Linked DNA regions of Homo sapiens: region 2 is linked to region 1. The links are chromatin loops, found by intact Hi-C in ENCODE. Cell type or tissue: natural killer cell. All regions are shown on one strand.

What was found. A loop is a pair of places that touch in the nucleus more often than their neighbours do. Peaks named below come from ENCODE experiments on the same cell type or tissue, not always from the same donor. Only the 100,000 strongest peaks of a DNase experiment are listed, where the experiment ranks them.
Region 2: it touches region 1 in a loop (2.0-fold over the local background); 9 of 110 quality-filtered maps call a loop at or near these places.

The regions. Positions count from the first base shown.
Region 1 is chr2:68,908,639-68,911,138 of GRCh38, reverse strand. No RefSeq gene overlaps it. Among named protein-coding and RNA genes, the nearest start is that of BMP10, 38 kb to the right of the region's middle. RefSeq lists enhancers at 1,863-2,390, 2,369-2,458, 2,391-2,500, 2,235-2,500. In natural killer cell, a CTCF peak has its summit at 1,119 (motif pointing right); a DNase peak (open chromatin) is centred at 1,158; H3K27ac peaks cover 221 bases.
Region 2 is chr2:68,604,060-68,606,559 of GRCh38, reverse strand. No RefSeq gene overlaps it. Among named protein-coding and RNA genes, the nearest start is that of PROKR1, 38 kb to the left of the region's middle. In natural killer cell, no CTCF peak of the experiment used is centred here; no DNase peak of the experiment used is centred here; H3K27ac peaks cover 629 bases.

The sequences.
Region 1 (2,500 bases):
CTATTAACATAGTTTCTATAAGTGAAAGTGTGTCCTTATTTCTTTTATTATGTATTTCTATTACTCATTCACATTCTGATAGAAAATAGGTTACTTTTTCTAATTACACACATAACTTTGCAGAAAACATCTTTGTGTGAAAACAATAGTATTGTTTTGAATTATTTCCTTAAGATAAACTCTTAGAAGTAAATCTAAGTCAAACTTTTTAAACAATAGAATACATGTATATCATCACTGCTACATTGCTTTCTAAAGTATTAAATTTAACTTCTCATAGTATATGAGTATATAAATTTTGTAGTAACAACAATTTCTTTTATTTTTCAGTTTTGTAATTTAGTAGTTATGACATCACATCTCATCTTTGTTTCAATTTTATTTCCTTGATTACTGATGAGATCAAATATTTTTTCATAAAATCCCTGTCTTCTGTTCTTTATTTCTTCCTTTCCTATCAAGTACAATTTGCAATTCTTCTATGAGTCTCCTTTGCTTTCCAGTGGGTATACCAGGAGTGTTACCTAGTAGGGTTATTGAAAGCATTGGTTACTCAGAACAATGCTGGTGAGTAGTCATGGGCTTGATTTGGGATGTTATCAACTGCCTAGCTTTGAATGCTGGCTCTGACATTTGAATGCTAATGAGACATAGAAAGGTCATTTTGCAAGAGCAAGTGGGATTGGAGATATCACTGTGGCTGCCTTTGGAAAATGCCACCTGTCACATTAATCATTTTCTTTTTTCTTTTCTTCTTAAAAATAGAGACGCAGTCTCACTATGTTGCTCACCCTGATCTCAAATTCCTGGGGTCAAACAATCCTCCCACCTTGGCCTCCCAAAGTGCTGAGATTACAGGTGTGAGCCACCACACCAGGCCTATAACTGCAGCTTTCCAATATTATTATTCTCTCCCTCTTTCTTATTTTTCAAATTTGTCTTGTTTATTCTTGCTCATTTATTTTTCCATATGAATTTTAGAACCATCTTATCAAGGTCTTTTGACTGGCAATGCATTGACTTATTAACTAAATTGGGGGATAACCAACAAATCATTTTCTATTTGTAATTTTGCCAAGTCTTTTCTTTCTCTTTGTTTCTGCTTACTATCCCTGTAGCATGCCATTCACAAAGTGGCCACAAGGTGGGTGTAGGAGCAAGGAAGGTGACCCTCAGGCCCTTTTTGGTGTTTCTTGAGACCTGGTACGAGGTACAAGGGAAAGAGTGAGTTTGCTAGACAGAATGAGGCTGCAATTCTCTACATATAATATCTTGCACTTATTTGGCCTAGCTTACAAACATTTCATTTTCATTATTTTCTTTGGATAAATGAAGAGCGATCTTTCCCCATTTTATTTATTTTTATTTATTTATTTATTTATTTTTGAGATGGAGTCTTGCTCTGTCACCCAGGCTGGAGTGCAGTGGTGAAATCTTAGCTCACTGCAACCTCTGCCTTCTGGGTTCAAGCAATTCTCCCCACTCAGCCTCCCAAGTAGCTGGGATTACAGGGGCTCACAACCATGCCCGGCTAATTTTTGTATTTTTAAATAGAGACAGGGTTTCACCATGTTGGCCAGGCTGGTCTCAAAAATCCTGACCTCAGGTGATCCACCCATCTCGGCCTCCCAAAGTGTTGGGATTACAGGCATGAGCCACCGCACCTGGCCTCTCTCCCCATTTTATAGATGACAAAGTGAAGCCCTTGGAAGTGGGACGACTTCTCTACAAGGAGGACACAGAGCCCATGTCCTCTTGTATCAAGGTTACTCTTTTCTACGCTATCCAAAAGGAATAAAAAACAAGTGGAAATGAAATCCAAAGCAATGGCTGGAAAATGGGTGCAGGACCATTATCCCCATGTTCAGAATCCTGGCCTCAGCCTCCATGTGCCTGTCATCTCTGTGTAGTTAGTCATCAAGCCTTGTCATTGTCCTTCATGGTGTATCTCACATCTATCTTTCCTCTCCTCCCAATATCATCTCCATCTCACTTCTGACTGGTATCCAGGACCCCAGTTTTCCCCTCCAGTCCATCCCCTTCGCTGGGGTAATAATTTTCATTAGTCAGAGGTGGGGAAATGGAGGCAAACAAGGTTATTGTTTCCAGAATGAGGTGCCTGGGGTTGAGCTAGCTGATGGGTCTTCCGAAGCAGGCTGGGCCTTCTGGGAATAGTTTGGTGGGTTGATGGATGAGATGTCAAGGGCATGCCCACCACACCTCTCCTGGCTCCTACTGGGACACCCACAAGGAGCCTCCTGAAGGTTCTCCAAGGGGCAGGGTATTATTGTCTGTTGACTCCAGGGCATGGGCAGAGCAGGCAAGCAAGTTGGGGACAATTGCCAGGCAGCTCCAGGGAGCAGCAGGCAGCACAGGGCAAACCTCCGGTATCTATCAAGGAAAGGCTGCTGAAGAATGAGCAGCCACACTGGGGCTTGCTTTCCAAAATGATTCTTGCTGAGTCACTCTGGCAATGTGACCCTGGGCCACGCCTCTTGGC
Region 2 (2,500 bases), 300 kb after region 1:
ATGGCCCCGTTTCCCACTTTCTCTCTCAAACTGTCTTTTTCTTCGCCCCCAGGACCTGGTGTTTGGTCTTATCAACGCTACACAAATGTAGGTCCAAATTCTATGCTGTCATTTAGTACCTTTAACTTCCACAGCAGGAAGGGGAACATCACTTTGCTTTCATTTCAGGTACTTGAGAAAGTAAGTGGATGCATATTAGAGGTATTTGAAATCACCTAGAGAAACCCAAAAGACTAGAAACAAATATTCACCTTAACAAGTCTGGATGCCATAAAACATTTTATAACCAGGAGTTTCAAACCTACATGTCTGCCTAGAAGGCAATGTAAATAGGTTAAGCTGTAAGAGATAACTAGACTTGAGGTTTATCAAATGCCTCAGGTCTTCCGGTGAGGGTAGAAGTATTGAGTGTTAGTGTTTATGGTGACTACTTAATAAACCAGCCAGTTGTGACATGGCCCATGCTGTGGCCTGCAAAATGTTCCAAGTAAGTTAGGGAAGTTGATGATAATTGAAATGGGGGCCACAGTGACATCACTGACCACATGAAAACAAGAAGATACAAATCTGCTGGAAAAGCATCAGAATCAACTACAGGAGACAGAAGTTATTTTAAGAAGACTGTGTCCAATTTGCCACTTCCAATGGTAGAAGATGCATTTACTTATTACTCCCTGATGTATGACTTTTCATTTAGATCAACCATTCTTTTAAGTTAATTAACTCTGTTTTAATTGAAAGTTTTTTGGTGTGTGCAAAAAATAAAGCAATAGCTATTAATGTATTGGCTCCATTTATAAAAGAAAAATTATATATAAACATTTTATATTGGTGTCCTCAAATAAGTCCAAATGAAATTCAGTTGAGCTGATTCCAACAAAGGTTTAATCTTTTCTTTTTCAACATTCAGAATTATAGTAAAGTTTTTGGAAGTTTATTCTAGCAAAGGAAAACATTTGAAATTATTGTAAATGTTATTATAAATCCAAGTAATAAGTTCAACAATGAAAATAGAAGTACTTATTGTGTGTGTCCATCTAAATTTTAATGAAGCATAGTATTATGGTAAAAGCAATGTTCTTCTTAAGAAACTTATGGAGCAGAAACATACAAAATTAGGTTTCTGCACACAAATTCATAATTATAATCAAATTTGCAATATTCTAAAAAACAAATGGAAGCCACAGTTGGCACCATTTATAAATATTACATATATACACAGAATAACATAAATACAACATCTTTACATTGATAATATCATTCAGTTAAAAAAAACTCTTTAGGTTGGCATCAGGCATTCAGTTAAAAAGAAACTCTTTAGGTTGGCATCCAGTACTTTTTCTCTTTGTTTTCTGTTATTAATCAGATTCTAGAAATGTTTGTGCCTTTGAAAAACTACTTCATAAATCAACTTGTCTCAGAAATGTATTAGAATTTTTAATACTTCCTCTAAATTTTGATTGCATTTTGAGCATAAACAATTTAAAGTCTAATTATTCAATGACTATAACACCAAAACGACTTAAATTTTGAAACTTTTTGCAACATGGTACAAGTCCCAAGGAGGGCAATTTGGCAATACAGAGTGAAATTATATTTTCCCCTTGACCTAGCAATCCCACATCTAGAAATTTACCCTGAAGGTATGCTTCCATAATTATGAAATAATACATGTATGAGGTTACATTTGTGGAATTATTTTTAATAAAGACTAGAAGCATCTGACATACCCACCAATAAAGGACCTATTGAATAAATTATCATCAAAAAAATTTTTTGAAATGTTTAGAAAATTACAATTATTGAAAACAAAGCTCCTAAACAGAAATGTTGACATTTATTTCTTTCAAATCTGGAGAAAGGGAAAAATTAAATGAGAGCTTTAACTCTGATAATGCTTTGGAATATCTCTACCTGTGAGAAGAGCCTTTTTATTTTTTTAACTGTGGAAAAAACACATAAAATAAAATTTGCCATCTTAACAATGTTTAAGTGTACAGCCTCAGTTATGTTAAGTATTTTCAAATTGTTTTGCATCTAATCTCCAGATCTTTTTCATCTTGCAAAATTGAAATTCCATATTCATTAAACAACTCCCCATTTTCCCACTAGTCTCAGCCTCTGAAATCACTGTTCTTTTTTAATTTGACTACCCAAGCTACCTCATATAAGTAGAATCATGCAATCGCTTTGTAACTGGCTTATTTTACACAGCATGATGTCTTCAAGGGTTATTTATGCTGCAGCATGTGTCAGAATTCCTTTTGTTTTGAGGCTGAATAATATTCCATCGAATGTATATGACATGTTGTTTATCCAATCATCTGTCAGTGAACATGAGCTGCTTCCACTTCTTGACTATAATGAATAGTGACACTATAAACATGAGTGTACAAATATCTCTTTGAGATCCTGCTTTCAATACTTTCGGAAATATGCCCAGAAGTGGTATTGTTGAATCATACAATAATTCCATCTTTAATTTTTTGAGAAACATTTT